Regions from separate parts of the Homo sapiens genome. Here region 1 is linked to region 2. A link is an interaction called in ENCODE POLR2A ChIA-PET data of the cell type or tissue named here. Cell type or tissue: endothelial cell of umbilical vein. All regions are shown on one strand. Links, peaks and the distances in the headings refer to the core of each region. The heading gives the core; the rest is flanking DNA.

What was found. Peaks named below come from ENCODE experiments on the same cell type or tissue, not always from the same donor. Only the 100,000 strongest peaks of a DNase experiment are listed, where the experiment ranks them.
Region 1: POLR2A ChIA-PET joins it to region 2 with 5 read pairs; 2 of 35 experiments call an interaction of 5 or more read pairs at or near these places.

What each region holds. Positions count from the first base shown.
Region 1 is chr16:11,018,433-11,026,208 of GRCh38, forward strand. It overlaps CLEC16A (C-type lectin domain containing 16A), which reads left to right. Exons shown (of 24, transcript NM_015226.3): 12 at 1,761-1,893; 13 at 6,389-6,489. Among named protein-coding and RNA genes, the nearest start is that of CLEC16A, 78 kb to the left of the region's middle. In endothelial cell of umbilical vein, for the core only: no CTCF peak of the experiment used is centred there; no DNase peak of the experiment used is centred there.
Region 2 is chr16:11,628,854-11,636,629 of GRCh38, forward strand. It overlaps a transcript of LITAF not described here. Among named protein-coding and RNA genes, the nearest start is that of SNN, 36 kb to the right of the region's middle. In endothelial cell of umbilical vein, for the core only: no CTCF peak of the experiment used is centred there; a DNase peak (open chromatin) is centred at 4,018.

The DNA of each region.
Region 1 (7,776 bases), core at 1,522-6,521, 610 kb before region 2:
TACTGTGTAAAGATCCTTGGATAGAAACAAGCTTGGGCCAGGCGCGGTAGCTCACGCCTGTAATCCCAGCACTTTGGGAGGCCGAGACAGGCAGATCATGAGGTCAGGAGATGGAGACCATCCTGGCCAACACGGTGAAACCCTGTCTGTAATAAAAATACAAAAGATTAGCTGGGTGTGGTGGCGGGTGCCTGTAGTCCCAGCTACTCAGGAGGCTGAGGCAGGAGAATGGTGTGAACCTGGGAGGCGGAGCTTGCAGTGAGCCGAGATCATGCTACTGCACTCCAGCCTGGGCGACAGAGCGAGACTCCATCTCAAAAAAAAAAAAAAAAATGGAGACAAGCTTGGGATGTTCAAGAGATAGTGAGAAGCCCAGCACAGCTGGAGCAGCATGAGCCAGCCAGGCAGGGATGGCCAGGAGGTAAGGTCAGAGGTGGACTGGGGCCAGGCCGTGTGTTTGGATTTCATCTTGAGAGTGATGAGTAGGCACTGGGAGTTTTGAACAGAGGAGTGACATGAGCTAATTTCATTAAAATCACTTGGGTTTGTGTGGAGAATACATTAGGGTGGCAGAAGAGGTGGCAGACGTCCCTGCATGAGCCGGGGGGAGGGAGACCATGGCAGAGGCGGTGTCTGAGCCCAAGGTATGTGTTCACATCCCTCTGGAAACAGAAGTGCAGGTTCACATTTTGTCATCTCTTTTAACCCCCTGTATGTCTCCCGAAGGTGGGGAAAAAGATGTGAACTCTGAGTTCCAAAGGCTGACTGTTTGAAAGTCCACGCCCGCACAGCCAAGAACTCTGATGGGGACACCATAAAGCCCAACCCTCATCCATCTTTAATTCAAGATGTTTTCTTTGGTGGTTCATAACTTTTTCTGAAAAATAAAAATGCACACCATGCTTAAGCTGATTGCTACAGGTTACCCTTGTTTAATGGGGAGAAAAAATGAGGTTCCTAATCTCTCTCTGCCTTCTGGAAGTTGTAAGTAAAAAAGGAAAACAAAAGGCTTCAGTCACATCAGAGCTTTCTATTAAAAATGTAAGCAGCTTTAGGCCAGACATGGTGGCTGACGCCTGTAATCCCAACACTTTGGGAGGCCGAGGTGGGTGGATCACCTGAGGTCAGGAATTCGAGACCAGCCTGGCCAACATGGCGAAACTCTGTCTCTACGAAAAATACAAAAATTAGCTGGGTGTGGTGGCAAGCGCCTGTAATCCCAGCTACTCAGGAGGCTGAGACAGGACAATCACTTGAACCCTGGAGGCGGAGGTAGCAGTGAGCTGAGATTGCGCCACTGCCCTCCAGCCTGGGTGACAAGAGCGAGACTCTGTCTCAAAAAAAAAAAAAAAAAAAATGTAAGGAGCTTTAGAATGTTGTCAGTGAGGTTGATTATGTTTATCAACCACATGTCATATCTTCTCAGCTGCCTGAAATCCTTTGGGAAGGAAATGTGGTATCAATAAAGTAAAAAAGACGATTTTAAACTCTCGAAATAGAATAAATGATTGCAATTTGTGTTTTGTTGTCAAAGACAGGAACACGTTTCTTGGTGTTGCTGTGATGAATGGAAAGAGAGGCTCTGGCCTCTGTCTTATTTCCACCCCAGTGTGTCTCTGGTGTTCAGGTCGCTGCTGTCGGACATGTGCTTGATGTGTTTGGAGTCATTTATGCATATTTATTCTCCAACATGAGCATGTGTATAAATCTAGGGCTGAAAAGCTGTCTGGACTCATCCCAGTCTCCATTTTGGCTTCCAGAGATCGAGATGGTGATCATGGAGCGTAGCAAGCTCTCAGAGCTGGCCGCCAGCACCTCCGTGCAGGAGCAGAACACCACGGACGAGGAGAAAAGCGCCGCCGCCACCTGCTCTGAGAGCACGCAATGGAGCAGGTAGCTGCCCGAGAGGTCGATGCTGAGTGCTCTCTCAGGGAAGAGGAGAGGGCTCAGTGGGGAGGTTGAGCCCTAGGGCCAGAGCCTCTTCTGTCCCTCAGCCCGACCATGCTGCCTCCCTTTCTTTCCCTGCTTCTCCAGCTCTGGCCACCCAGAAGCATGGAGACGGAGCCATCACTCAACACTGTAATGCTCACTCCTTTGCAAAGAGATTCGCCAGGATAGCGCAACTCTCTCCCTGCCCTGCTCCTGGCACTTTGGAGCTTGGCTCTGTCTAAAGGACATGGGTTGCTTCACATTGGCTGCTCCTAGAAATGCTCTGCTGCTCCAAGGAAGGATCCCCTCAGTAGCTGGGCTTGGATCTCCCTGCCTGGTTCATTCCCTGCCCTGCACACACAAACACATACCCCATCTATAGGGCCTGCCCTCTTGACTTGGCCACATGAGTTGGTGCTGCCATCCACCTTTGACTTTTTGCCTGATTGTTCATTTCATCGATGGCCATCTGTAGCTACATCTTCTTAAACCTGGGTGACCCCACATTTCCTGGAACCTTGCCATAGCACCAGCCCCTCCACAATGGGATTGGAGGGAAGGCTACTCCCAGCGTATGCTGGTAGCTGGTAGCAGGGCTTCATTTCAGAGTTATTTCCTTACCTCGCAGCCCCACTGCACAGACCCCTGCAACAGCCTCCTGATTAGCACTACCTTCCTGTTCATAAATGCACCACACCAGGATTTCTCTGTCAGCCTGCGAGGCATTCACTTCCTCAGCCCCTAGGGAGGGGTGGTGGAAATACACACGGCCCCCCATCCTCTTTAGTAATCCAACTTCAAGTGAAGATGTGAAGTCCACTAATTTTTTTCCTCCACATCTTATTTGTCTCTTTGCTTGGCAAATGTTTCAATGACTTAACAGATGGGATTAATTTTTATCAGATGTGCAAGGGAGCCATTTTTAGTTTTTGCTAAATAAAAAAACAGTGGAGTACAAAGACCTTTTAGATTTTGCTTCACAGCAAAAAATGTAACTCCCAAAGCTCTGAAAAATAAGTAATTCTAAACACAGACGGTTGGGGACAACCTTGGCACAGCATTCTTTAGACTATAAATAATTAGAAGAGCCCCAAATAACCAGTAGTGGGATGTTGCTTAAGCAAAGGAAGAGGTATCTGCTTAATGGAGGATTAGGCCAGGCATGGTTGTTCACACCTGAAATCCTAGCGCTTTGGGAGGCCAAGGGGGGAGGATCACTTGAACCCAGGAGTTTGTGACTGGCCTAGTCACATAGTGAGACCCCATCTTTACGAAAATATTAAAAAATTAGCCGGGCATGGTGGCAGGTGCCTGTAGTCCCGGCTACTTGAGAGGCTGAGGTGGGAGATTGCTTGAGCCAGAGAGGTCAAGGCTGCAATGCACTATGATTGCACCACTGCACTCCAGCCTGGGCAACAGAATGAGACTCTCGCTCAGAATATCTGCTGCTGCTTTTAGGTGAATACTGTCATGATGTGTTCAGTTCCTTAGGGTTTGATAAATGGAAACAGAGAACATACTTTTCGTAGTATGGTAATACTGTGGCTTTGCTAATGGAAGAGAAACACCCATGTATTTCTCCCGCCACCAAAAAAAGGGTTAAAAAAACAGACCAAAATGTTATGTTTGAATATTGGGGTTGATGACTTCTTTTTTTCTGAATTTTGGTGGAGAGAAGGGTTTTCTTAGAGTTGATTGAGATTGTTTCTTAACTTTGGGCATCTTGAAGCACATGGCTTCTAATGGAAGCTGATTCAGTTGCCTTGAGTTAGGCCGCATGCAGTCCTGGGAACCTCCAGGCCAGATTTCTGCTAGACTGTGAGACTGAATGCCGGGTTAGAGACTGGCCCAGGTGGAGAGCAGCTTTCTCCTTTGTCAAGGTATCGAGTTGCAGCTTGTAAGAAACTGCCACTGCCCTCTGTCCCCCCAACTTGAGCAGTTGGGACTACAGGCCAGAGTCACCATGTCTGGCTACCTTTTTTTTTTTTTTTTTTTTTTTTGCAAAGACAGGATCCTACTATGTTGCTCAGGCTAGTCTGGAACTCCTGGCCTCAAGTGATCCTCCAATCCTCCTGCCTCAGCCTTCCTGAGGCAGGGAGTGGGAAGGAAGGTGGCTGTTTGTTCTCTAGGCTGTGAATTGGATCTTGGCGTTGGTCCACTTGCCCCAAGAAACAGCAAGGTAAAAAACAGACTGTTTTTATATTCCCCATATATTATGGGCTCTGTCTGCACTGGGGGTTAAATATAGGCCTAAGAGGCCGGGTGCAGTGGCTCATGCCTGTAATCGCAGCACTTTGGGAGGCCAAGGTGGGCAGATCATGAGGTCAGGAGATCGAGACCATCCTGGCTAACACGGTGAAACCCCGTCTCTACTAAAAATACAAAAAATTAGCTGGGCGTGGTGGCGAGCGCTTGTGGTCCCAGCTACTCAGGAGGCTGAGGCAGGAGAATGGCGTGAACCCGGGAGGCAGAGCTTGCAGTGAGCCGAGATCACACCACTGCACTCCAGCCTGGGCAACAGAGCGAGATTCCATCTCAAAAATATATATATATATATATATATGTATATATAGGCCTAAGAAACTTAAAGCTTTCGAAACATCGTTTCTTTTCTTAAAAAAAAAAGTTTAAAATTATGAAAGTATGCAAAATCTTAAAAAGCATAAAGGGGGAAAAAGTCTTCACTGCTAACATTCAGAATCAGGGGGACTACCATTTTGGTTATTTTTTTTACCAGTTTTTTTTTTTTTTTTTCCGATGTGAACTTTCTGGGAATTTCACCCTCCCTTCTCCCAGAAGCTTGGACCGTATTGTGTCTATAATTTTGTATTCTTTTTTTCCATCTAATATCAACTCCCAAGCAAACTTTTCACCTTATTCTACCCTGCGTAAACAAAACGCTTAATGGTTTTATGATACTTCATCTCATAAAAGATGGTACCCACCCAGCTATTGGCATTTGGTTATTCATATTATTCCCAAATGAAAATATAATCCAAATTTCAAGCAGCTGATTTACAAGAAAATGTTATCCTACTCCTAAGTCTGGAAGTGTTATTGCTGGAGGCTTTCAAAACCCAAATCTACACATGGCAAAACTATTAACACATCTGAAAGGTGGTGCCCCATCTGGGGCTGTGGAGAAATGGGGATGGAACATAAATGTCCCCTTTAAGATTTTCATTTTTTTTTTTTAGTTTTTGTGTGTCACGTGTGTGTTTGAAATGTTATGACAAGTACATTTTTCCTACTTTTTTTTTTTGCATTTTTCAATGAAATATTTTGTATCAGAGATACATGTATAGAGTCAAAAATTCAAAACTGTGTCAAAGGTTATATAGTGAACACTCCCTGTTTCTCCCCAGTCCCCTTTCACTCCCCGTAGGCATCCAATGTTCATTGGAGCTTGGGTGTCCTTCCAGAAATTAAATGTGCCCTTGGTCACTCATGAAGGTGCTCTGTTCTCTTGGCCTCAGCCTGGCATTCAGAGGGGGCAGCCACAGACAGTGGGAGGATCAGAGCCTCTGGCCTGTGGGCCAGACCTGTGCATATTCTATTCTCCTGGTGTTGAAGAGTATTTTTCTGTGAGGCCCTTCACCTGGAAAGGCAGCATTTGGGATGTGCCATTTCCGATTTTTGCAGCCTCTCTACAGATCTCACCCACAAAGCATCAGAGGTGAGAGACCTCACTATCGATTCTTCGCAGTCAGAGAAAGTCAGCCTGAGAAATTGCTGGGTCAGGACCCTGCCAAAGTGAAATCATGAAGTAGTGCCCTTGGTATATTAAAAATAGAAATCAAATAGCAGCTCCCATGCATTGGCACCGTCCACAGTGCCTGACCCTGTGCTAAATGCTTTTCAGTCTTCATTGCGCTTGAATCCTCACAATAATCCTGCAAGGTTGGACTCCACCCCATACAGATGGGGAAATAGGTTTTATGTGACTTGCCCAAGGGTTTGCTGAATAAAAAGCTAAGAAGAGGCAGAATCAGAATTTGAACCCAGACAGTCTGGCACTAGGGCTCATGTTCTTGAACTTGTTTGGATTGTTGTTTGTGCCTTGTGTGACATCACACTGTCCTGTTTTCTTCATTGGCTTGTGACACACATCACTTTGCATTGATGTCTGTTTGTTCTGTGTCTACCAGCTGACACGGGAGCTTTGGTGTGGGGAGTTTGTATAATTGATTCCCTGTGTCTGGAATACCTGGTGAATGATTGTTGTGTGACTAAGCAAGCAGTCTGTTCCTTGGTCAGGTTCCCCTCTGGATAGCGGCTTCCGCAGGCAGAGCCTGTCTCTCATTTGTCTGTGTCCTCAGTGCGTGGTGCTGGACCAGGCACACAGTTGTGGCCTAAAGAGCTGTGTCAAAGGCAGCTAGCACCCCATGTGCAGGTTAGAGAGGGGAGGTGTTCACCCTTGTGCACCGTGAGGCTCATACATGCCCCTCCTCTTTTCCAGACCCTTCCTGGATATGGTGTACCACGCGCTGGACAGCCCGGATGATGATTACCATGCCCTGTTCGTGCTCTGCCTCCTCTATGCCATGTCTCATAATAAAGGTAAGCACCCTTGCCTTGCCTGACTTCCTTGCTGGGCCCTGCATACCCATAGCATCCTTCCCCTCTGCTGCATGGAGGACAAAGAAAGGTGCTTTCTGTACAGAATTTCCTTTCTGGTTTTGGTGGTCCTTTTTGGTTTTGACTCCCGCTCCTCTTTAGCTTCTTTAGAATTTCTCAGGTGTTTTTCTACCAACTGAAGCCACAGGAATTGGTTACTCAGGCAATATGGAGGAAGGTGACTTGAGTGCCTAACCCAGGATGACTATATTCACCCTGTGGTTTTCTTTTGACCCCTTGATTTACAACTGACTTAGCGTCTGACCTCTTTCCTAACATCAGAACTGAAATCAGTCAAATTGTAATCTTGGTTTTGCTATTTATAACACTTGGTGTTCTTATTCTGTGTTCAGAGCTGAAATAGACCCTGGGTGGACTTGGTGGAAGCATAGGTTTCCTTTCTGAAGAAAGGTGTGGTTCTCTGGCTTCCCCTATTAAGGCTACTTGGCCAGGATCCAACTCCCATGGGGTTGACAGGTTTTGTTGGGATTCATTCATTCACCGCCTTGCTGCCGACCCCTGGGAATAGTTACTGTTGTTTGCCCCACCTGGCTTGACATGGGCACGTTCTGAAACCTCCACATCAGAATCTCTTCAAAGAAGAATTCAGGAATATTCCTTCTAACCCCTGCCAAGAGCTAGGCTTGGCATAGTAAAAAAAATCAAGTGATATTTTAGTAGGTTTTTTATAAGCTTATTGGGGAGTAGATAGAGTTGGGTTTTACTAAGACAGCCTATGGCTAGAGGCATTAGAACATACATGATATAACTAAGTTTATGTGTTCTTAAATCATTAATCATGATAAATAAGTTGATTAGTGGCAGAAGGGTATATAGGGAAAAAGTTTCCCACCTTTGACCCCAGCTCTCCTCTTCAAAGGCAGTTCCTGCTACCGGTTTCTCTTGTGTCTTTTTAAAGATAGCCAAACAAACCCAAGTAGGAGTATATATGGTTTTATTTGTATGACTGCCCACTTAGCTGTAAATGGAGATACCCATATTGTGCTTTCTACCTTGCTCTGCTCACATCATCATATTTCAGCACATGGGTTCACATCCATAGAGAACTGCCATTCTTTTTTATCAATGTGTGAGCAAATCATAGATATTAAGGATTTTTGCATCTATGTTCATGACTGATACTGGTCTGTAGTCTTCTTGTAATTCTCTTGTCTGGTTTTGCTATCAGGGTTATGCTCACCTAATAGAATGAATTGAGAAATATTATCT
Region 2 (7,776 bases), core at 1,873-6,872:
TTAGTAGAGATGGAGTTTCGCCATATTGGCCAGGCTGGTCTCGAACTCCTGACCTCAAGTGATCTGCCCGCCTTGGCCTCCCAAAGTGCTGGGATTATAGGCGTGAGCCATTGCTCCCAGCCTATTTTAGTTTTTTTAGAGACTGGCATCTCACTATGTTGCCCAGGCTGGCCTTGAACTCCTGGCCTCAAGTAATCCTCCCGCCTCGCCCTTCCGAAGTGCTGGGATTACAGGCATAAGCCACGGCACTCAGGCTTGCCCCCTCTTACCAAGTGCTGGGATGGCACCCAGGACCTCAGCAGCAAAGGGAGCCTAACAGGCATCAGATGAGGAAGGCTCAGAAGGCTGAGCGCAGGGAAGGAGCCTCTGTCCGCAGGACACCGAGGACTTTGGGGAAGGCACTCAGCCGGGAAGTCAGACATGACCTCATCCTAGTTGAGGTTCCGTAGAAGCAGAGCCTGTGATGGAGATGTGGGTGCATGTGGTTTTCTAGAAGTGAGGGTTCTCAGAAGAGGGGAGTAAGGAGACAAGGTGCAGGAGGAAGAACAGCAGACAGGTCCCAGCTGGAGGCCTGATCCCAAGGCAGGCCTGAAGTAAGAGTTTTCTGAGTCAGTCCCACCAGGAGGCAAGGGGGCCCTGCTGAGGACCTGTCCTCGGCCAGTCGGTCCTTCTGGGGTCCCTCTGGGCTGCCAAGAAGGGTGGGTGAGGGGTGGGAAACACAGCTGTGAGCAGTCAGCGGCCACACTCGAAGCAGCCGGCTCCTTCCTTCCTCTTCTTGGCTGCACACCTGCTTTTGGGGAAGGAGCTCATGGACTGGTTGCAGCTGGGGTGGGAAGAATTAAACAGACACTGCTGAGCTCAGTGCTTGAGGGCCCAGGGCTTCGGAGGCAGAGGCAGCCAGTTTCGAATCATGATTCTGGGTTGACTCAAGTCTCCAGCGTGGAGCTCCAGGGGCGCGCAGCTCATGGAGTGCGGTACGGATTAACAAGGCCATGTGGTAGGCGCTCTTCCCCCCACAGCCTGGCGCATGGCAAGTGCTCAACAAATCATGGCTCTGCAAACATCTCCAAGTGTCACAGGCCTGGCTGCTACGGTGGGAGATTTAACATCAGTCGCCAGGTGTTGGGGAGGGAAGAGAAGGAGTTCGGGTGCCTTCCTGGACTCATTCCAGCACCCACAGGTGCTCAGCGCACTTCTATCTGGGTCAGGTTTTGCTCCTTCTCATCAAGTGCAAGGCGGGCACACAGGACCCCGGAAGAACGGAGGTCATGGGAGTCCAGATAGGAACCAGACCCCTGGCGTTGGGGGGGCTCCAAACCTCTGTGTTTGGGAGTCCTGGCTTCCCCAACTTCCCCTCCTAGCCTCAGCCCCTATGGATGGAAAAGTACCCCCAGCTGGCATGACTGATCGATTGGTTTGGGGCACAAAGCTGGGTCCTCTCTGAGGAGCAACTTGGCAGGAGGTGCCCGCAGTCTGGCCTTGGCCACAGTGCTACTTTGAAACTGCTTTAAACTCGCCAATGATGTCCTAAAGCCCTGATGACAAATCCCAGCCTCCCGCAGGCCCTGCTCTGGCGGGGACACCTCTTGGGCCTCATTGCAAACCACACAACCCTCCTCCTGTGCCCCGCCTGCTCCAGGCACACAGGAGTCCCTGTTGCTCCACAGCTTCAGGTCTCTCTGGCGGCAGTGCCTTCCCCTACCTGCCCCTGGCCAACTTTTTTTTTTTTTTTTTTTTGGTGGTGAGACAGGGTCTCATTCTGTCACCTAGGCTGGAGTGCAGTGGTGAGATCAAAGCTCACTGCAGCCTCAAACTCCTGGGCTCAAACAATCCTCCCACCTCAGCTTCCTAGATAGCTGGGACTACAGGCACCCACCACCACGTCCAGATAATGTTTTTATTTTATTTTTTTTCTAGAGACAGGGGTCGGGGTGGTCTCACTATGTTGGCCAGGCTGGTCTTGAACTCCTGGCCTCAAAATGATCCTCCCGCCTCAGCCTCCCAAAGTGCTAAGATCACAGGCATGGGCCACGGTGCCCGGCCTGCCATTACCTTTGATGCATGGACAAGAGGTAGCCTCCCATGCATAGCAGTAGCCACGATAACAGCAGTCATTTCTGTTTGCACCCAACTCATCTAAGCACTGTCTGCTTATTTTTGATATTATTTTCCCTGTTTACATTTGCAGAAACCGAGGCTTAACAAGGTTAAAGTCACCTGCCCATAGCGTGTGGTGGACTTGGGATTTGGACTCAGGGCTGCAGAAAATAAATAACCAGGTCGCCATGGGGTAAGTGCACTGCAGGAGAAGCTGCTTACAAGTGAGCTATCGGTGTCCTGTGGCTGCAATTATCACATCACCACAAACTGAGGCGCTTAAAACAGCAATGTATTCTCTGTTCTAGAGTCTAAAAGCTTGAAATCAAAATGTCATCAGGACCACCTCCCCCTGGAGGATCTAGGGAGGGTCCTCTCTTGCTTCTTTCAGCTTCTGGTGGCTCCAGGCATCCCGGGGCTGGGGGCTGCAACACTCTGCACATGGCTTTTTGTTGTTGTTGTTGAGACAGGGTCTCACTCTGTTGCCCAGGCTGGAGTGCAGTGGCGTGAACATAGCTCACTACAGCCACAACCTCCCGAGCTTAGGTGATCCTCAGCCTTCTAAGTAGCCAGGACTACAGGCACATGCCACACAGCTGGCTAAGTTTTTCATATTTTTGGTAGAGACAGGGTTTCACTACGTTGCCCAGTCTGGTCGCGAATTCCTGGGCTCAAAGGATTCACCCTCCTCAACCTCCCAAAGTGCTGGGATTACAGGCGTGAGCCATGGTGCCCAGTCACCACACGGACGCCTTCTCTCCGGTGTCTGTGGCTTCAAGCTCCATGTCTTGCTTACACAGACACCCGTCATTGGGTTTAGAACCCACCCTAAATCCAGGATGATCTCATCTCGAGATTCTTAACTTGATGACATCTGCAAAGACCCTATTTTCTTTTCTTTTCTTTTTTTTTTTTTTTGAGACGGAGTCTTGCTCTGTCTACAGGCTGGAGTGCAACAGCACAATCTCAGCTCACTGCAATCTCTGCCTCCCTGCAATCTCTGCCTCCCTGCTTCAAGCTATTCTCCTGCCTCAGCCTCCTGAGTAGCTGGGATTACAGGTGTGCGCCACCACGCCCGGCTAATTTTTTTGTCTTTTTAGTAGAGACGGGGTTTCACCGTGTTAACCAGGATGGTCTTGATCTCCTGACCTCGTGATCCACCCGCCTCGGCCTCCCAAAGTGCTGGGATTACAGGCGTGAGCCACTGCGCCCGGCCTCGCAAAGAACCTATTTTCAAATCAGGTCACCTTCACAAGTGCTGGGAGTTACGTCGTGGACGTGTCTTTCGGGGAGGGGTCATTATCAAGTAACTACAGCTGCCGTGGGGAACAGGATTAGGCAATCCGCTGGCCCCTCCCCACATGGACTGAGAAAGGTGAGGACGACTGGCTCAACCCTGGAGAGAAGGTGAAGGAGGCACCGAGATGACAGAGACAGGGAGAGGGACAGAGACAGGGAGAGGGACAGAGAGGGCTACTATGCTCCACTGTCTGCTGGAAACCCTGTTGACAAAGGAGGAAGCAACCCAGGGAAGCTCCCGCAGGTCCCAGCTCAGAACTAACAGCTACCCCTGACTCTGCGGGCCCAGAGCAGATCACTGCCAGCCGGCCCCTGTGGGCTCTTTGGCCTGCGCTCCCTGGCACGTGGGATCCCTTGGCCCCATCTGGAGGAAGCCCCACCGAGCCAGAGCCAGGGGAAGAACTGATGGCTGGACCCCAGGCCCAAGGCAGATGCCACCCAGGCCCTTCTTTCGGTTCTGCAAATGCCACTGGCTCTGCTGGCTCTGAGCGCAGAGTCCAGCCCCCATGCACATGACTATGTGGTGCCCTCAGCCCCCGCACGGGTCAGAGTTTTCCGTGTGCCGCCTCCTCGTCCTTCTTCTTCTGCCGAATGCCTGGAATTCCACAGGAATTTCCACAGAGGCCCACCCCACTCTGAGCCTCCTAGTGAAGGAAACAAAGGCCAGCTCTGAGGCCCGGGGCTGGGAGGGCTGAGCTGGCAGCCACTCCAGAGATTTGCTGTCTTAGATAGGAAAGGACGGCCTGGGATCCTGCACCCATGATACCCTCTTGGAGGCCCTACTTTGGGGCCTGGGAAAGGAGGTCTCTCTAGCCCCGTCACCCCTGCATACACATAAGTGCATCCCCCAACACACGTGCACACAGGAACCAGACACATCACGCTGGAGGCAAGATGGGTAGACATATTCCCAGGGGTGCACCCATCCACACGGACCTGGGGCAGCCCAGGGCCACCTGAACAGGGAAGTGGCCCAGCCTGAGTATTGCCTTGGAGCAAGCCAGCCAGGGCTCCAATCTCAGCTCTGCAACCTCAGGCAAGTTACTCAACCTCTCTGTGCCTCCCTCACCTCATTTGCAAATAGTAGTGTCAGAGGGGTTTGAACCAGAGCAACTCCATCTTGAATAGGGGCTGGGTAAAATGAGGCTGAAACCTACTGGGCTGCATTTCCAGACTGTTAGGCATTCTAAGTCACGGGATGAGATAAAAGGTCAACACAAGATACAGATCTAAATACTTTGCTGATAAAATAGGTTGCAGTAAAGACGCCGGCCAAAACTCACCAAAACCAAGACGGCGACGAGGGCGAACTCTGGTCTTCCTCACTGCTACACTCCCACCAGCACCATGACAGTTTACAAATGTCATGGCAACGTCAGGAAGTTACCCTAGATGGTCCAAAAAGGGGAGGCATGAATAATCCACCCCTCATTCAGCATATAGTCAAGAAATAACCTTAAAAATGGGCGACCAGCAGTCCTCACATGGGGCTGCTCTGTCTAAGGAGTGGCCATTCTTTATTCCTTTTCTTTCCTAATAAACTTGCTTTCACTTTACGGACTTGCCCTGAATTCTTTCTTGCACGAGACCCAAGAACCCTCTCTTGGAGTCTGGATCGGGACCCCTTTCTGGTAACAGTAGTACCCACCTGAAAGGGTTGCTGTGAGGATTAACTGAATTGATGCATGGATAGCACCCAAACCCTGGAACATAGGAAGTGCCACATATATGTTTGCTGTGATTAGTGGCATCACACACGCAGACATGTGTAAGGCCACTTAGCAATACACAGACACATGCAGAGGGACATACAGAACCTCAACAACTCACATGCAAATGGACACACAGACATGAATACACATGTGCAGAGACTCATATGGGCACTTATACACACATGCACACAGGTGAGACCATCTTTGCAAAAATTATAACAGAAAATTGTGACAGTGAAGGAGACCTGATCTAACCAACCCCCATCTTGCCTTTCACCTCCAAACTGCTCTTCATCATTCCTGGACTTGGGCCAAACTAACTCTGGGGAACATTTAGTTTACAGTTTAAGTGATACTTTTGTTTTTAGTGTACAGTTTAATGATAATGATTCCCTTCCCCAAAACTCAACCGCCTTTGTGAAGGTAACAAAAGGCCACCAGGTTACGAAGCTAAGGAATGAGAGAAAGCTAAATTCTGCTAAGGTGTAGACATACATGATTACCAGCCATTATTCCAGAGGCCACAAGATTTGCAACTTCCCCTATTGCCCCTGCAGATAACATCACTATTGTAGAATCTAAGATCGGCCTTTTGAAACGTCTTCTCAGGTTTTTGCATTTCTGACGATCCACTGAGGACTCAGTGCACATGAGGACCATTTTCCATAACCCTATGATTGCATCCCCAACCAGTCAGCAGCACCCATTCCCTGGCCAGACGAACTATCCTTGAAAAACCCTAGCCTCTGAATTTTCAGGGAGACTGACTTGAGTCATAAAACTCTGGTCTCTACCAGGCATGGTGGCTCACATCTGTAATCCCAGCACTTTGGGAGGCCAAGGCGGTAGATCACTTGAGGTGAGGAGTTCAGGACCAGCCTGGCTAACCTGGTGAAACCCCGTCTCTACTAAAAATGCAAAAACTAGCTGGGCGTGTTGGTGGGCACCTATAATCCCAGCTATTTGGGAGGCTGAGGCAGGAGAATCGATTGAACCCGGGAAGCGGAGGTTGCAGAGAGCTGAGATCACGCCATTGCACTCCAGCCTGGGCATCACAGTGAGACTCCATCTCAAAAATAAAATAAAATAAAATAAAATAAAATAAAATAAAATAAAATAAAATAAAATAAAACTCCAGTCTCCTATTCAGCCAGCTCTGTGTGAATTAAACTCCTTCTCCCTTGCAAATTCCCCTGTCATGATAAATCAGCTCTATCTGGGCAGTGGGCAAAAGAATCTATTAGGTGGTTATACGGATACACAAATGCACATTCAGAGCATAAAGACAGATGCACCCACAGTGATTGTGCAAACGCTTGCATAGACACACACGCATGCACGCATGTAGATACCAATCAACGCTGGGGCGATGTCTGCAACCAGCCCTCCAGCCAGAGCCAACCCCTGTACTGGTTCATGATGGTTCCAGTGCTTCCTCTCCCTCTCCCCTCCCTTATGCCCTCCACCCTGGCTCACCTTTGTCCAGGACACACCTGGGAGTGGCCATGGGGACAAGAAGCCTTCCACGTCCTTCAACAGGCTCCTTTGTCACCTCTCGGGTTATAATACACCAGCTCACACACAGGCCAGTTTCTGTCCGCCTGACTGCAGATATCCCCAAAGTGCCCACTTCAAGGAGGAAATGAGACCCTGGGCCGCAGTAGCCTCTGACCCCATATCTGTCTCTCTGACCAAGGGGAAGAAAAATGCCCAAACTGCAACAGCTCCCACCTGTCTCCCTTCCTCTGGGCCAGTGTCCCCACAGGGACCCTTTTTGTCAACGGCGCCTCAGCCCAGACCATGTGGATTAAAAGCTTTCCTCTGTGGGACATACGGAGCATTTCTGAGCCACACTCCCAGTACCTTTTTGACTCCTCGAAGACCTGTGTCGCAGGTGGCAGGGTTCCACACCTACACGGGCACATGGGGCCAGACTCGGGCTCTGGGTAGCACAAAGACACGGGGTATTTACAGGAGATGTGGCTGGAGGGTCTGGAAGAACAAAACACTAGGGTCATCACAGGCTGGGTTATTTTTCCTCCCCAAGGCTCAGTCTGCTCATCTGTAAAAGGGGGTGAGAAGAACCGCCATCTGTACTGGGCACGAACATTGTGTGGGGCTACCCAGGCTCTGAGCTCCATCCCAAGCATGGAGAAATTTCCCTCCTTAGAAGGCTTGCAATTCTCCAGCCTCCTCGGAGCCGGGCTGGGGCAATCAGGTGTGCTTGCTCCAGATGGAATGGGTGCTAGTGAAGCAGCGTCGTTGTCTGGGGTAAATACCCGAGATTTGTTGTCTGACAGCCATGCAAAACTAGGATGCGGACACACCAGACTGAAGTTAAGAGCAGAAGTGTAATAGGCGAAAGAAAGAGAAGCGCTCTCTGCGAAGAAAGGGGTCCCAGAGAAAATGGGTTACTGCTTCCGCAGTGGAATGCAGAAGGTTTTACAGATGAGCTTGAGAAGGCGGAGTCTGATTTACATAGGGCATGAAGATTGGTCAGACCAGGTGTGCTATTTGCATAGCACGTGAAGAACTGGTTAGGACTAGGTGTACCTTTTGCATAGTGCATGAAGAAGCTGGCTGCCCCACCCTAATCTTTTATTATGCAGATGAGCTCTCTACCTGGCCAATGCCAATGTTGCCTGTTCCTTTACGGTACACACGATGA